Linked DNA regions of Homo sapiens: region 2 is linked to region 1. Evidence: read pairs that join two places in POLR2A ChIA-PET (ENCODE). Cell type or tissue: HepG2. All regions are shown on one strand. Each heading gives the region's core, and the rest is flanking DNA. Links, peaks and the distances in the headings are about the cores only. Region 1 holds the start of LINC01942 (long intergenic non-protein coding RNA 1942). Region 2 has its middle 16 kb from the start of LINC01485.

The links. ChIA-PET counts read pairs that join two places held together with the same protein. Peaks named below come from ENCODE experiments on the same cell type or tissue, not always from the same donor. Only the 100,000 strongest peaks of a DNase experiment are listed, where the experiment ranks them.
Region 2: POLR2A ChIA-PET joins it to region 1 with 5 read pairs; 2 of 35 experiments call an interaction of 5 or more read pairs at or near these places.

What each region holds. Positions count from the first base shown.
Region 1 is chr5:173,685,782-173,693,781 of GRCh38, reverse strand. It overlaps LINC01942 (long intergenic non-protein coding RNA 1942), which reads right to left and starts at 4,323. Exons shown (of 3, transcript NR_146727.1): 1 at 4,229-4,323. RefSeq lists enhancers at 3,458-3,507, 3,608-3,687. In HepG2, for the core only: no CTCF peak of the experiment used is centred there; a DNase peak (open chromatin) is centred at 4,371; H3K4me3 peaks cover 1,902 bases.
Region 2 is chr5:173,801,582-173,811,302 of GRCh38, reverse strand. No RefSeq gene overlaps it. Among named protein-coding and RNA genes, the nearest start is that of LINC01485, 16 kb to the right of the region's middle. RefSeq lists an enhancer at 8,263-8,557. In HepG2, for the core only: no CTCF peak of the experiment used is centred there; DNase peaks (open chromatin) are centred at 4,482, 4,882 and 8,422.

The sequences.
Region 1 (8,000 bases), core at 1-8,000:
CTCTCCAATCCCTGTCTCCAGTCATTATCTCTGCTTCTCCTGTCAGGCTTCTCCTCTCTGCGTGTATTGTAAGGACACTTGTCATTGGATTTAGGGACCACACAGATAATCCAAGATGACTGCATCTCAAGATCCTTAACTTAATTACGTCTGCAAAGACCCCTTTTCCAAATGAGGTCACATCCATGAGTTCCTGAGATCTGGATGTGGGCATATCTTTTTTTCCAGTGGCAGGGAGCAGCGTCAACACTCAGCCCGCTGCAAGCAGCTCATAAGTCATTTTAGTGAACATGAACTGCATCCTGTTGCTAGGGGCAGTAGATTTGAGAGTGCATGCCAGCCTGATGGGTTGGTGATGGTGTCCTGGAGAGTAAGAGCACATGATAAAGGAGCAGCTGGTATCTGCCAGGCAGTGCACTGAGTACTTTGACAATTTATCTCATTTTATCTTCACAGCAAGATACATTTATCTTCCCCTTCCTCAGATGGGGAAACTACCTGAGGCTCAGAAGCACGAAGTGACTTGGCCGAGGTCACTCTCACAGTAAGAAGTGGAGCTGGCATTTGAACCCAGGCAGGCTGTGATTTCACAGGCCATGCTCATAAACACTGCTATCCACTGCCTCCCACAGATACAAGCGGGCCTGAGGTTGGCAGGGAAAGAGGCCACAACTAAGGACCACATGTGGCAGGAGGCCTCGTAGGTCATATCCGTGCGTAGTTACAACAATAATGGTAACTAATGTTAATAATCACAATAATAATCACAGCTAATGATGATGACACTAACATTACATGTGGTGTTGTGATCATGGGATCTTCCTACAGCCAGACACCGTGCTGTGTGCTTTTAGTGTATTATCTCATTTAATCTCACTAGCACTGCGAGGAGGAACCTACTGTTATCCCCATTTACAGGCTGGCCCAAAAATCCATGGACTGTAATATGACAACTCACAAAAACAAAGAACTCACAGGGAGAAGAGAACAGGGTGGAGAAGCCACAAAGCTGGGGCAAATTACTAAAAAGAAATGTGTTTCAGAATGTCCTGGTTTTCAGCTTGGCCCTTGCCCCCTCACTGAGTAAGACTGCAGTACCTTGCTGTCTGCATCTCATTTCCAGAGAGGGCTCAAGGAAGCCCCAAGTCCAGTCTGCCCAGAACCGAGCATGTCATCTCCCCCGCCAAGACGCTCCAACCGCCGCAATCCTTGTCCATCAGGCATCCAGGCCAGAAACTCTGGCTGCCCCCACCTCCCCAATGGTCCCCATCAAGTAGGTAACATCCTGCTGATTTTAACTCCTGTGCAGCCCTCAAATGCACAACTGCCTCCCATTCCTGCACAGTGCCCCAGTTCAGGCCTTCACCACCTTGTTCCTGGGCCACTGCCCAAGTCTCCCCCGACTGCTGTCTGGACTTCTAATACTTTTCCAACTCCCCACTCATTAAATCCATCCCCCTCTCATTAGCTGGTGTGAATTGAGGAAAACTGAGTTCCAGCCATGTCATCCTCATACTCATGACCCTTCCAGGCCTGCAGGACCTAGTTCAAACTCCTTAACTGCATGTACAGTACATGCCATTATCACCTGCCACTTCCTCCCTTTTCATCCTTATCTTCCACCCCTCCTTCAATCATGACTCAGCTCCCCAGCACTGACCTGGTTGTAGCTCCCCATCTACAATGTGCTGTTTGCACCTCAGGGCCTTTGCACAGGCAGGTCTCCCTGAGGAAATGCCATTCCCACCTTCCTGGTCTCTCTGTCCCATTTTCCAGCTTGCATACTCTTTGAGGGCAGGGACTGTGTCTGTCTTGTTCACAGTTTTATCCATAGTCTCAGGATAAAGCCTGGGTCATACATAGGAGGGGATTTTTTTTGTTTTTCTTTTCCTTTTTTTTTTTTTTTTTTTTTGGTTTTTTGTTTTTTTGAGACACAGGCTTAGGCTGTCACCCAGGCTGGAGTAAAGTGGGGTGATCTCGGCTCACTGCAACCTCCGCCTCCCGGGTTCAAGCGATTCTCCTGCCTCAGCTTCCCGAGTAGTTGGGACTACAGGCGTGCACCACCAAGCCCAGCTCATTTTTGTATTTTTAGTAGAGACAAGTTTCACCATGTTGGCCAGGCTGGCCTGGAACTCCTGACCTCAAGTGATCCACCTGCCTCGGCCTCCCAAAGTGCCGGGATTACAGGCAGGGGCCACAGCGCCTGGCCTTTGGGTTTTTTTTTTTAATGTTTTAATTAATTGCCAATATTTCAATGTTGGGTGATTTCATAAAAATTCAAATTCAGGCTTCTCTTGAAGATATTGGGATCTGGCAACCCTGAGCCTGGTCCCTGAATGACAAGAATGGGCTGGGTTGGAGTAGCTGCTGCCGCTTCCACCAGGTCACTGGCTGTCCAGTCCTCACTGGCCCACCCAGCCCACTTCGTTCATCTTTGTCACCTGCCTGGCCCTTCTGGTGTTTGAATTTTCAGGTGTCGGGCACATCGAATTTAGCTATGAAATCCTTCACTTATGCACATACTTATTTGGTCTCCGATATGTGGCATGCCACATATCGGAGGCCAAATAAGCTGACACTTACATCAGATTAAACCTGCTTTTCTTAGCAAAGAGAGAAACAAGATCAGTCACAAAGAGTCATTTATGCCCACGAGATTTTAAAAAGCACAAGCTGTCCAAAGTCAGCGCAGGCATCCTCATAATGAGGACAGAGGGACGGGTCCTCCAAAGCAGCGCTTCTCCAACTTTAATGTGTGCAGGAGTCACCTGCGGCGTCTGCTAAACTGCAGGTTCACATGCAGTGGGTCTGGGACAGGGTGTGAGACCATGTTTCTAACCATCTCCCAGGTGAGGACAATACTGCTGGTCCCTGGACACACTTTCAGTAGCAAGGCTCTGTGACATCCCTGCAACAAACTAGAGGGTCCTAACCCCCGGATACCTCGGCCATCTCCTGGAGGCAGTGCCACCACCCCTCCTGCCTGGACAGAATGTGTTGTAGGTCATTCAGGTATTCTTGGAATCCACCTCTGGTGTCACCACTGGTGCTGAAGGTAGGAAGCCCTGTGCTTGGAATTCCCAGCTGCTTCACTGTGGTCCAGGACAGGGAAGCATGGGAAGCAAGGGACACACAGCAAGTGGAGTGGGGTGACGGTGGGGGTGAGGGTGGGGGTGATGAGTAGGGTGGGATGAGGTTGGGTGGGGCGAGAGTGGTGTGAGGATGGGTGGGGTGGCAGGGCCCAGCAATTTATGCCTCTACAGGTGCCCTTCCCATTCCCCACTCCCTACCACCCTTGAGTCCCAAAGTGGGTTGTCTCACGGGGTCTGAGATGCTCCCAGAGGGACCAGAAGACCTGGGATCGAATCAACCTTAGTCACAAACCCCAAATTGCAAGTGTGTCGTTTTGAGCAGCCTTCACAGGCAAGCTCATGTTCCCGGCCTGCATATTATTTTTCCAGGCGGCGGGAGGGAAACCCTTTGCCCTCCCACATCACGGATCTCAGAGGAAGCAGAAAGAAATTGACACAGGCAGAATGGGTCTCAGGGGCTTCTCACCCTGAGCCTGTAAACAGGAAGTGCAGCTATACTCTCAGGAACACCCTGGTGTTTGCCGGTTTGTTTTGCAGCCTTTGGGCCCATTCAGATAAACAGAGGAGAGGATTGCCAGAAACTCACTGAGCCCTTCATGGCACTCCCTATCTCGGCAAGGTTTGGTGATACCAAGGCTGCTGGCCAAAGATTTGCATGGGGGGAGGGACGGGGCCCGTGCTATTGGCTGCAGGGAGGGTCCCACCTTCCCCAAAGTCCCCTTCTGCCATGCCCTGAAAGAAATATTTCTCGGGGCCATCAAGGGTGGAGAAGCCAACCTGTCCCTGGTGGCTGCAGCTGGCATAAAGCCGGCTGCAGCAGCGGGCAGGAGGAAACAGGAGATGGGGTGCCAGGCCCATATCAGGCTGCCTGCTCTTGGCTTTCATTATTGTCCTATGTTTTCAAAGTACCAGCTCCGGAGGGGGCAGGAGAGGGTAGAGTTTTGAGACTTGTTCGGCCTAGGTATACATAAACAGCAGCAGACAAAATGTCCTTTATCAGCTATTTCCCAGGAAACAGGGAGAAAATTCTTCTCAGCTCCAGATGATTAAAGAAGAGACTCACCCTTCTGGGAGACAGCCCTCTCTTTTTCCCTCTCCCCTTTGCGGAACACTAAGGCACTGTTCCGGATACCCACCAGGAGGGTCCCTGTTGGAGAGGAGGCAGCCACAGGGCTGGAGGAGGAGGTCAGCTGCTAAGGGGACCAGTTCACTGCCAGCCGGGGCACAGAAATTCTTTCCCAGGAAAGGGGATGTTACGTAGCCTGCTGGGTAAACTGGAAATTATTAACCAGGGGATGAGTAGAATCAAAAGGTTTTGAAAACTGGTTATTGGCTCTACTGGGAGTTGCAAGCATGCTAGGGAAAAAAATATCACAAACCTATTTGGAATTTTTTTTCCCCCTGAACCAGGAAGAGGCGTTTGTAATAATTCTGTCAAGTGAAGCTCTCCAGTGTTCTTTCCTGCTGGTATGTCAACGGTGGTTTTGTTATTTCTTCACACAGATGGCCAAGGAAACAATGTATTTTTCTTTTCTTTCTTCCTGGTTTTTCCCCCCGCAAAAGAATTTGAGTCTTTCTAAGCTGGCCATTTCTTATTTTTTTCCTATTTCTGATTTAGATAAAATGGTGACTTCAAAGGGCCTTTGAGACCACTTACATCACAGTAGAGTTTGAGGTTCCCTCTCATCATAAAAATAAAATAGGTGCCACCTCCCACCATGGTCAGTGAGTGTCTGGATCTGCGTGGGTGCCTCACAGCAGGGCTTCTCCAAGGCATGATGTGTGTGCAGACCACTTAGGGATCATTAGAAGAGCCTGACTCAGCAGTTCAGGGCCCTCGGTGTCGGCATTTCTGACCACTCCCATGGGGTGCCCATGCTGCTGGTTTCTGGACCACTCATTGAGAAGGAGGGCTTCTTCCCCCAATCTCATCTAATCAACCCTCATCTCTAGTTGGCAGGATTGAATTTATTTAAAGAAGCTGAGGGATTTCCCCTTTGAAAGAGAGGCAGACAGGCCTTAAGCAATCTTTTTTTTAATTTTTATTTTTTATGAGATGGAGTTTTGCTCTTACTGCCCAGGCTGGAGTGCAATGGTGCAATCTCGGCTCACTGCAACCTCTGCATCCCGGGTTCAAGAGATTGTCCTGCCTCAGCCTCCAGAGTAGCTGGGATTGCAGGCATGTGCCACCACGCCTGGCTAATTTTTGTATTTTTAGTGGAGACAGGGTTTCACCATGTTGGCCAGGCTGGTCTCAAATTCCTGACCTCAAGTGATCCACCCACCTCGGCCTCCCAAAGTGCTGGGATTACAGGTGTGAGCCACCGTGCCTGGCCGGCCTAAGCAACATTGAATCTGCCTTTGGAACAGGCGGTGCTGACATGGCACAGTGAGCAGATGTAAGTAAGATACCTGTGGGTACAACACGCCCGGGCTCGAGACATCCTCCCTGAGCTGCGAAAGAGGGGCATATAGACTTTGGGTTTTGGAGGCAGAAAGGTAAAAGTTCAAATCCCAGCTCTCCTACTTACTAGCTGGATGGCCCTGGGTAAGTCATGTCACCTCTGTGAGCCTTAGTAAATGGGGCTGTAAAATGGGGGTAAACTCTACCCCCGAGGGTTATGGTAAAGAGCAAATGAGAAAACACACATAGAGCACCTTGCATCTGCCCAGCGCCTCATATCTGCACAATAAATGGTAACTTTTCATTTACCCAGCAAAGTCAATGAATACCTACTAATTTCCTGGTCTGTTCTCCACACTAGACATATAAAGGGAAAAAACAGATATGGTGGTCAGAATAATGCGCCCCAAAGATGTCCATGTCTTAATCCCTGGAATTAGTGAATATGTAATCTTACATGGCAAAAGGGATTGTGAGATGCGATTAAGGCTAAGGACCTTGGAATAGGGAGATTATTCTGGATTATGCAAGTGGGTCCAATGTAATCATGTGGGGATGAAGGCAAAGAAACTTTCCCGGCTATGGTCAGAGAGAGATGCAATGGCTTGGAGGACGGAGCAAAAAGCCACGAGCCAAGAAATGTAGGCAGCCTCTAGAAGCTGAAAAAAGAAAAAAAAAAAAAGATTCTTCCCTAGAAGCTTCCAGAAAGGAATGCAACTTACACCTGTGTTGCACTTCCAACCTACACAACTATAAGATAATATATCTGTATTGTTTTGGCTGGGGGCGCGGTGGCGCATGCCTGTAATCCCAGCACTTTGGGAGGCTGAGGCAGGTGGATCACCTTAGGTCGGGAGTTTGAGACCAGACTGACCAACATAGAGAAACCCCGTCTCTACTAAAAATACAATTAGCCAGGCATGATGGGGCATGCCTGTAATCCCAGCTACTCAAGAGGCTGAGGTAGGAGAATCGCTTGAACCCAGGAGGTAGAGAGCTTGCAGTGAGCTGAGATTTCGCCATTGCACTCCAGCCTGAGCAACAGGAGTGAAACTCCACTTCAAAAAAAAAAATTATGTGTGTATATATATATATATATGTATGTATTGTTTCAAGCCACAAAATTTGCATTACTTTGTTACAGCAGCAACAGAAAACATCCAACTGACACGATTTCTGCTCTCACAAAACTCACACATCTGATGTGGATAGATGAACTAATTGGGTAAATGAATAAGTGAGCAAGGAAAGATGGAGTTACACACCATGAACACATGCAGTGATGTGACGGGAAATGAGTTTTGGGGACTGGGTGCCCAAAAGTCCTCTCTGAGGAGCTGGTGTTTCTGCCAAACCTCAGTAACAAGCAAGACCAAGGCAGGAAAAAAACAGACCCATGCAGAGGGCTCGGCAAGTACAGGGTCAGTAGTAGGAACAAGCTGGGTGTATTTTCCCATGGAACAGTGGCCAGTGACGGGGGAGTGGCATGTGAAGTTGGAAAGGCCTGTAATGGGCCAGACCAGGAAGGAGCTGGATTCTAAGTGTGATTTCTATTCTTCTGGTGTATCACCGAGCACATGCTGTATGTCAGAGAGAGTCACCGAGACCTAGCAGAGCAGCAGAGACGTGGCATATTGGCTTGCCTGAGTGCTTTGCCATAACAAAGCGCCCTAGACTGGGTGGCTTAAACAACAGAAATGTATTGGGGTTTTTATCCCAATACATTTTATTCCAAATGTAATATCAAGGTATCCGCAGTGTTGGTTTCTCCTGAGGCTTCGCTTTGGCTTGTAGATAGATGGCTGTCTTCTTCCGGTGTCTTTATGTGCTCTTCCTTCTGTGCGTGTCTGTGTCCCATCTCCTCTTCTTATAAAGACATCACTCACGACTGGGTGTCGTGGCTCACGCCTATAATCACAACATGTTGAGAGGCCAAGGTGGGATAATTGCTTGAGCCCAGCAGTTCAAGACCAGCATGGGCAACATAGAGAGACCTCATCCCTATAAAAAATAAAAAATAAAAAGTAGCCGGGTGTGGTGGCATGCACCTGTAGTCCCAGCTACTCCAGAGGCTGAGGTGGGAGGATTACTTGAGCCTGGGAAGTGGAGGCTGCAGTCAGCCATGATTACCGCCACTGCACTCCAGCCTGGGTGACAGAGTGCGACCCTGTCTCAAAAAAAAAAAAAAAAGACATCAGTTATATTGCTCATTAGGGCTCACCCATATGACCCCATTTTACCTTAATCACCTCGATAAAGTCCCTGTCTCCAAACACAGTCCCATTCTGAGACACTAGGGGTTGGGTCTTGAACATGTGAATCTGGGGGAGATACAATTCAGCCCTTAACGTCTGGAAGTGTTGGTTCCTAATGATGGTGGGGATTGCACGGCCAAGACCCGTCTTTAGAAAACTGTGTTTGAAGGAGTCCCCCTTCACGAACCACTTGACTGGGGTGGAGGAGGCCTCCCAGAGGGCAGAGATTTGGATGTTCTTTTGAGAAGA
Region 2 (9,721 bases), core at 906-8,905, 120 kb before region 1:
CCATCACCACCTCCATCACTATCACCACTGCCACCACTACCATCACCATCACCACTGCCACCACTACCATCACCATCACCACCTCCACCACCATTACCACAACAACCACCACCACAATGACCATTGTCACCTCCATCACTATCACCACTGCCACTGCCACCATCACCACCACCACCTCCTCCACCATCACCACCACCATCTCCACCACCATAACCACCACCACCACCATCACCATCACCACCTCCACCACCATTACCACCACAATGATCACCACCATGACCATCGCCACCTCCATCACTATCACCACTGCCACCACCATCACCATCTTCACCACCATTACCATCACCACCACAACCACCACCATGACCATCGCCACCTCCATCACTATCACCATTGCCACTACCACCATCACCATCACCACCTCCACCACCGTTACCACCACCACCACCATGACCATCGCCACCTCCACCACCATTACCACCACCACCACCATGACCATTGCCACCTCCATCACTATCACCACTGCCACTGCCACCGTCACCATCACCACCTCCACCACCTTTACTACCACCACCACAACCACCGCCATGACCATCATCACCTCCATCACTATCACCACTGCCACCACCACCATCACCATCTGTTGATAGTGCCTCCACCACCATTACCACCACAACTATCACCACCATCATTACCACCACCATCATCACTTCTACACTGCTACTACCAGCATCACCACACCATCACCATCATCACCCTCACTTCTTCCCCAAATAGTGAATCCAAGAAAATGTTCCTCCTCTATCATAATAAAATACTGGATGCTTTTATTTGGTGGACGATAAACCAGAAAAGACACGGGGCTTCACTCAGGACAGGGGCAAAAGTCTATTTTAGAGGGGTATTAAATGAAAGTTTCATATTGAATAGTGAGACCCACACTGGCTCCCAGAGTAATAGTTCCCAAGCAGCAGACTGGAGAAGCGCTTTCTAGGGAAGTTGACCAACCTAAGAGCAAAATCACTAACTTTTCATCCAATAGTAAAGCTCATCAGTCAACAAGATTATTCATGAGCTTCTAAACAGCTTTTTGGCTCTTAGATACGAACATCAGCCACAGTCACTGGGCAATCAAACAAAGCCTCTGGAACAAAACAGAGAAAAAGGAGCCCAAAGGTGATAGAGACATTACTGGGAGCAGAAGAAAACTGTGAACAATGGCTAAGAAGAACAATAACAGTATTAAGCTCAGAAAGAGTGGATATTACAGAGGCCAGGCATGGTGGCTCACGCCTGTAATCCCAGCACTTTGGGAGGCCAGGGCAGACGGATCACTTGAGGTCAGAGTTTGAGACAGCCTGGCCAACATGGTGAAACCCTGTCTCTACTAAAAATACAAAAAAATTAACCGGGCGTGATGGCTCATGCCTGTAATCCCAGCTACTCAGGAGGCTGAGGCACGAGAATCGCTTGAACCTGGGAAGTGGAGGTTACAGTGAGCCAAGATCGTGCCACTGCACTCCAGCCTGGGTGACAGAGTGAGACTCCCTCTCAAAAAAAAAAAAAAAAAAAAAAAAAAAAGAAAGAAGAAAGAAAGGAAGGAAGGAAGGAAGGAAGAAAAAATTACATCCCTAAGATTAGACTAAGAGGCTATAAAAATGAAAGGTCAGAGAATAAGAAAGAGCTCTTGTGAAAAGAAAGAATAAAACAGAGAAATTCTAAAGTGCTTTGACCCTTCCAGAATCTAGGGAGGGTAACACATTGGAAAATTAAGCAACCAGATTGGAGAGCAGAGAACCTCATTCCCATCAATATGTGGCAAAGAGATACATTTGAAAACCAGTGGGTTTAGCTATCAGATTTGGTCCTGGCATTTGTTGATACTTAATCTCCAAAACAGTCCTGCTAGATATAGATTAATATCTTCATTTTATACACAGACTCTCAAAAAGGTATGTATTAGATTGAACCACATGAAATAGTTTTGTACGTCAGAGATGGTTGAGTGCCTGCAATTTCAATGATTCAACCTAATATACGGCTCAAGGTCACACTGCAACTTTTTTGGCCAAAGATATGAAATGTTAAAAGATAAGTCATTATCATCTGGGGCCTTGAACATGCTGTTTTCATGTGTCATTCTTTTTTTTTTTCTCTTTTTTTTGAGACAGAGTCTCACTCTGTCGCTGAGGCTGGAGTGCAGGGGTGCGATCTCGGCTCACTGCAGCCTTGACATCCCAGGCTCAGGCGATCCTCCCACCTCAGCCTCTGGAGTAGCTGAGAGTACAAGCACATGCCGGTATGCCTGGCTAATTTTTGTAAATTTTTTTTTTTTTGGAGAGAGGGGGTTTTGCCATGTTGCTCAGGCTGGTCTCAAACTCCTGGGCTCAAGCAATTCTCCCACCTCACCCTCCCAAAGTGCTGGCATTACAGGCATGAGCCACCGCGCCCAACCTTCATGTATTATTCTTGAATCTAAAAGGAAAAAAGAATATGTATTTTTGTAGTGATTGCTGGAGCCCTCTTTCCTAGGTTGGCTGTGGTCAGTTTGCAGCACAGTCCTAATGTTAATGGTGAGTGTGTGGGGAGGCGGGGGAGGTTGCGGGGCGGGGATGGGTGTGGGTGTATGTTTTCAGTGAAGAAATCAAATTATTGTGTCACCCAAAGTTGCAAGGAGCCTGAGCATACATATTGGTGAGAGTGTGGGTTGGAAACAGGAATCTCGTTGCTGGATCTTTCTGCCAGGCTGACTGTGTAAGTAGGTGTAGTGCTTCACAGAAAAGCAGAACTCCTTAGGTTCCAGGCGCCAAGGAACTTCATTTCTCCTTATGACTGTCCTCACAAACCGCCAGCTGGACTCGGACTCCCTGACCCCTGGGACAAAAACCTTTGAGGGGTAGAAACTCAGCCACAATTTCTCTGATCATTCATCTTAAACAATAAGTCCTCTAGGGAGGCCAGCGAGGCTATGGAGGGAGCCTTGTGTGGTGCAGCAAGTGGGGCCAGGGGACAACTGATGGTTTAGCATTTGCAGATGAGTTCCCTATGAGCATGTGTAGTCCAAGTACACACTCCACATGCAGAAACACGCAAATGTGCATGCATGCACCATGCCCTTATGTAGAGATCATGTGTACAACTGCAGAGATCATTTCCACACACCATGCACACAGGTGCATATCTATGCATTTACATCCCAGCCTCATATTCTCTCCACAGGCACAAAGACTCATACACCAGCACCTTCTTCCAATATATCACACCTACCAAGCACATACTTGCATATGTAGTACATTGATATAGCAATATACCCACAGAAAACATTTCTGTGGTAATTTTGCAAAGATCCCAAGAAGCTGAAAACAAACATTAGGTGGCATATTCTCTGTCCATTCTAAAGTGAGGAGCTTGGGCTCTCACCAGCTTGAGAATCCTGGCATAGCCAGGCCATGTGGAGTAGCGGGCACGCTGTGAGGGACAAGAGATTACAGCGAGCTCAGAAGCAGAGCAAGGTATTTATCTTCCCCCTCCCCATTGAGTAGAACTAGAACAAGGATTTGATTTTGCCTTAAATCAAAAAGCCTCTCTTTTGGTTTTGCCTCTTAGCTGAATGCAAGGGGGAAAAGCGGGAGAGATTCCTGCCAAGATTATCGCATTTGTGAATCGAGGTTACTTCCCCCTCATCTTTGCACATGGGCCACATGAGCAGCCCATGTGAGTCTTAAGTAGCTGCCATGTGACCCACTCATTCTCGTGTCTGCGGTGTTACAGGGCAATTAGAACGATCGCATCAAGGTCACTTTGTGTGTATGTGTGCGTGTGCGTGCGCGCATGTGTGTGTATGTGTGTTTGGGCCCTCGGAGAGGACAATCAGGTGTGTGAATGAATGTCACTGGAATATGTCTTGGAGTCCAGTGGTCCATTTCCGTGGCAACGCAAAACGAAAGCCTGGGAATCAGGGAAATGCTGCCAGTTGCTATGGTCAAGGCCTGGCTCACTATAGGGGAGGAAGGAAAATCCCAGCTCAAGTGGGGAGGTTTGCGGAGAGGTTTGTTCTCTGCTTGTAAAGAACATGCTGTTCTTTCTGCTGCGTGTGACCGGCAAATCCAGTGTCTGGGGGACCAGCATTTGCACTTCTACTGACCTTTTCTCAGAGGATCCAGGACCCCACCCCGGTACCCTGGACAAACCCAGCCCTGTTAGTAAAGGTGCTAGCTGAAGGGTCTAGTTGCTGGGCAGGCTCTTCAGGAGATCGCTAAAGAAATGGGGAAAAGATCTACTTCTGCAGTTTGGGCCAATGCCATGCAATTACCCAGTAAATCCACCCAGCACAGTTGATTGTGAGGCAATTGCAACAGCAATGCCCTTTCCTCTAGGAAAGATGCAACACGGAGAGTCTCGGCCATTCATTGACTCTTACAGCTGGAAAACTCACGCAGGTCACAGCCTCTTTGCAGACGTGCACACTGATTCACTGGATACATATTTACTGAAGATCTACCATGTGCTTGGCACTGGGCTCTTGAGAAACATCAGTGCAAGAGTCAGGCAAGGTCCCTGACCCCATAGAGCTGACATTTTAGGGAGTCAATAGACAATGTAAAAGAACAGTCAGTGAGACGTATAGTGTATCAGATGGTGATAGACAAGTATAGCAAGGTAAAGGGTAGAAAAGGAGGTAGATCAGTGGAGGGATATGACTCCTCATAGAGGGGGCACAAAGATCTCTCCAATAATACGGTCTGTGAGTAGAGATCTGCACAAATGGAGGAAGCATACCATGGTTATATCAGCAGGAAGAGGGGCCCTGGAGAGGGAGTGCAAAGGCCCTGGGGCAAGAGCCTGCAAGCATATGCAAACAACTGCAGGAAGGCGGAGAAGCTGGAGCAGGGTGAGCCAATGGGACCATGGTAGCAGTTAAAGTCTCAGATATGACAGTGCCAGAGTATGTGGACTTACAGGCACTGCAAGGACTTTGCTTTCACCCTGAGTGAAAAATGAGGCCATAGGATGTTTTGATGGGAGAAAGGATATGATCTTCAGTTTTTAAAGGATCACTCCGTTTGCTGTGTCAGGAATACATTGTTGAGAAGGGGGTTCAAGATAAATGCAAGGAGATCACTGACAAGTCAATAACAGTAATCCAGGCAAAGGGTTTTGGGCTTGGAATGAGATGATAGCAGTGGAATGAAGTGGGTAGATTCTGAAGGCTGAACAGATGGGATTTACCGATAGCTCAAATGGGGGACATGAGAGAAAGAGAGAAGGTAAGGATGATTCCCAGATTTTTGGTCTAAACAATTGGAAGTGGAGTTGTCGTTTACTGAGATAGGATTCTTTTTAGATGTACTAAATTGGATGTCTTCTATTTGTTTATTAAAATGTTGAGTTAGACATTCAAGTGGAAGCATCAAGGAGAGAGTGGATATATAATGGTCTGGATTTCAGGGGAGAGGTGCAAGGTGGAGAGCTGTATTATGTATGTATCTATGGTATTAATGTATGCATTAATGGGATGTGGAGCCATGAGTCTGGCTGAGGCCTCCTACGGAGTACGTACAGATAGAAAAGGGAAGAGAAGGAATCACTGGGTCCCAAGCACATTAGCATTGACGGGTCAGGAAGCTGAGGAGGACCAGCAAAGGAGATTGAGACGTTGAGGGTGGGGAGGTACAAGGAGAACCAAGAGAGAGTCCTGTCCCTGAAGCCAGGTGAAGAAAAGGTTTCAGGAAGAAAAGAAGGAACAACTGCAACAAAGGCCACCGACAGTCAAGATGGGACTCCTGGATTCAGCACTGGAGAGGCCCAACAATAGCTCCCAACACAAAGCCTCCTTTGAAGAGTGAGTGCTGTTACCTTTTTAAACATTTGTTTCATTCATTTATTTCAACCGATGTTTATTGAGCATTCAGGATAATACAAGCAAAGATATAACATTTGTTAAGTACATACCACGTATCAGGCACTGGATTTTACATTAGTATCGCATGCAAGACTCAGGTTCACCCCAAGAGACTGGTAACGTTGTTCTTTCCATTTACATCAGAGTTCAGGTTGTAACCCAGGCCTCTCTTCTCAAAAGTCCAGATTCTTTTTCTTTTTTAAAATTGTAGTTTAAAAAAAAACACATAACATGAAATTCACCATCATAACCATTTTTGAGTGTACAGCTCAGTGGTGTTAAGTGTACCCGCATTGTTGTGCGACCCACTTCCAGAACTCTTACATCTTGCAAAACTGAGACATATGTATGAAACAACTCTCCACGTCCCCTCGCCCAGCCCTGGCAACCACCATTCTACTTTCTGTCTCTTTGAGTTTGACTACTTATATAAGTGGAATCATACAACATTTGTCTTTTTGTGACTGACTTATCGTAGTACCCTCAATTGTCTTTTTGTGACTGACTTATCATAGTACCCGAGATTGCACTACACTTAGCGTAGTGCCCTCAATTTTCATCCACATTGCAGCACGTTATCAGAATTTTCTTCCTTTTTAAGGCTAAATAATATTCCATCGTATGGATATACCACATGTTGTTTATCGACTCATCTGTCAATAGACACTTGGGTTGCTTCCTCCTTCTGGCTATTGTGAAGAGTGTTGCTATGATCATTTGTGTACAAGTATCTGTTTGAGTCCTTTCTTTCAATTATTTTGGATATACAGTCAATCCTTGGTATCCATAGTTTCTGCATTCGTGGATTCAACCAACTGTGGATGTAAAATATTCAGGAAAAAAGTGTGTCTGTACTGAACATGAGCAGACACTTTTCCTTGTGATTATTCCCTAAACAATATAACAACTATTTATACAGAACTTATATTTATTAGGTATTATAACTAATCTAGAGATGATCTAAAGTATACAGGAGAGGTTGGGCATGGTGGCTCACACCTGTAATCCCAGCACTTTGGGATGCCTAGGCGGGCAGATCACCTGAGGTCAGGAGTTCCAGACCAGCAACATGACAAAACCTCATCTCTACTAAAAATACAAAAAAAAAAAAAAAAAAAAATTAGCTTGGCACGGTAGCATGTTCCTGTAATCCCAGCTACTCGGGAGGCTGAGGAACGAGAATTGCTTGAACCTGGGAGGCGAAGGTTGCAGTGAGCCGACATTGCACCACTGCACTCCAGCCTGGGTCACAGAGCAAGACTCCATCTTAAAAAAAAAAAATAGTAAAAAGAGTATACCGGAGAATGTGCCTAGGTTATAAGCAAATACCAAACCATTTTATATCAGGACTTGAGCATCCTTGAATTTTGGTATCTGAAAGAGAGTCTAGAACCAATATCCTACAGATCAATACCAAGGGATGACTATATACTGAAGTCTGGATTTTATTTATTTATTTATTTTGAGACAGGATCTCACTCTGTCACCCAGGCTGCAGTGCAGTGGTGTGATCTTGGCTAACTGCAGCTTCAACCCCCTGGGGCCCAAGTGATCCTGCCACCTCAGCCTCCCAAGTTGCTGGGACTATAGACACATGCCAACATGCTTGGCTAATATTTAATTTTTTGTGGAGATGGGGTCTCCCTATGTTACCCTGGCTGGTCTCAAACTCCTAGGCTCAAGCAATACTCCCTCCTAGCCCTCCCAAAGTGCTGGGATGACAGGTGTGAGCCACTGCACCTGGCCAAGTCTGGATTCTTAATCTGTCCACTATTAACACAACGATAGCCAAGGGAGGGGTGGTCCCACCTAAATAGAGCACCTCTGGCAGGAAACACAGACACCGAACAGGTAACTCCAGGAATTCTGAGTGCTATCCACAAAAATGAAGGTGTAGAGTCACCACAGACAGGAATGCCTACTGTGTGACTTGAAGGAGAAGAGAATGATGAAGAAGATCCAAACACTGCCCGCAAAATTCTCCCAGAGTATTAAATGGTAGCCAACCTCACTAATCAAAGGGACTTACAAGTTTAGATGGGAAGGTCTTATGATCTTAATGTGCCTGGGGCAGATGGAGTAAATATTTTAGATCTAGAATAGTAAAATAATGATGATGATAATGATGATAACTATCCTTTACTGAGAGTTTATCCTGAGCTGGATACAGTGTTAAAAGCTTAAGACGCATTATCCTGTTGAACCCTTACAATGACCTTGCAATGTAAGAACCGTTATTATCCTCCTTTTACAGATGGAGAAACTGAGACTGAGGGAGGTGAGCTCCTTCATTCAAGGCGTGCCGCTGGCATCAGAGTTGGGGTTGAGCCAGCTCTGCTGACCCTCAGGCCAATGCCCTTGGAAACCACCACCCTGCCCACCCTTGGCCCCTGCCCACAGACCCCTGCGCCAGTGTCTCCCATGGCAAGCTGAGTGAATGAGGCTTAGGTCCAAGGGGCAGCATGGGCCACGCCCCATTCCCCAACAGGGCAGAGCCTTTGCCATGCACAGCCACAGTGGATTTCAACACTCTGATTTCCTCATCTTCCTTTCCCAACGTGTGACCTGCTGATCCAACATGTGACCAGGCAGGGGCAAATGGGCTGAGATATGAGAAGGGGACAGGCCTCACCTCTTTCCTGGACTCCCACACTCACCTCCCCACAGCTCCCGTGGATTCCAGTGTCTTCCCTGGCAATCTCTGCTCCACAGCAGCTCGAGGGAGCTTGTATTTTATTTTATTTTTATTTTTATTTTTTTGAGACAGAGTCTCACTCTCTCTCTCAGGCTGGAGTGCAGTGGCGCGATCTCAGCTCACTGCAAGCTCCGCCTCCCGGGTTCAAGCGATTCTCCTGCCTCAGCCTCCCGAGTAGCTAGGATTACAGGCATGAGCCACCATACCCTGCTAATTTTTTAAATTTTAGTAGAGATGGGGTTTTGCCATGTTGGCCAGCCTGCTCTCGAACTCCTGGCCTCAAGTGATCCGCCTGCCTTGGCCTCCCAAAGTGCTGGGATTACAGGCGTGAGCCACCATGCCTGGCCTGAAGGAGCTTTTAAAAGTGTCAGTTTGATTATGTCACCCCGCAGCTACATTTTTTTGTAATTTGTCTGCTGCTTAGAATAAGAGTCACACTCCCTGCTCTGGCCTCGAGGCCCCACATGCAACTGCCTCCCCCCAACCTAGCTCTCCTGCCTGACCTCTCTCCACTCTGCTCCAATGTCCCTTCCCAATGAGGCCTTCCACAGCCATCTCAGGTGCATTCACTCACTCTCCATCTCCACCCAGTTACTCTCTAGCACATAACCTTTTTTTAAAAAAAGTCATTTTTTTAGCTGGGCACGGTGGCTCATGCCTGTAATCCCAGCACTTTGGGAGGCTGAGGCGGGTGGATCACAAGTTCAGGAGTTCGAGCCCAGCCTGGACAACATGGTGAAACCCCCATCTCTACTAAAAATACAAAATTAGCCAGGCATGGTGGCGGGCACCTGTAGTCCCAGCTACTCGGGAGGCTGAGGCAGAAGAATTGCTTGAACCCAGGAGGCAGAGGTTGCAGTGAGCCGAGATCATGCCACTGCACTCCAGCTTAAGCAACAAAGGGAGAACCCATCTCAAAAAAAAAAAAGTCATTTTTTTGGTGGTAAAGCATACATATATAAAATGTATCTTTTTAGCCACTTTTAAGTATATGCTTCAGTGGCAGTAAGTTCATTCCCATTGTTGTGTGACCATCACCACCATTTGTCTCCAGTCGTTTTATTCATGCCAAAGAGAAACTCTATACTCATTGAACAATAATTCTCCGGCCCCTGGTAACTTCT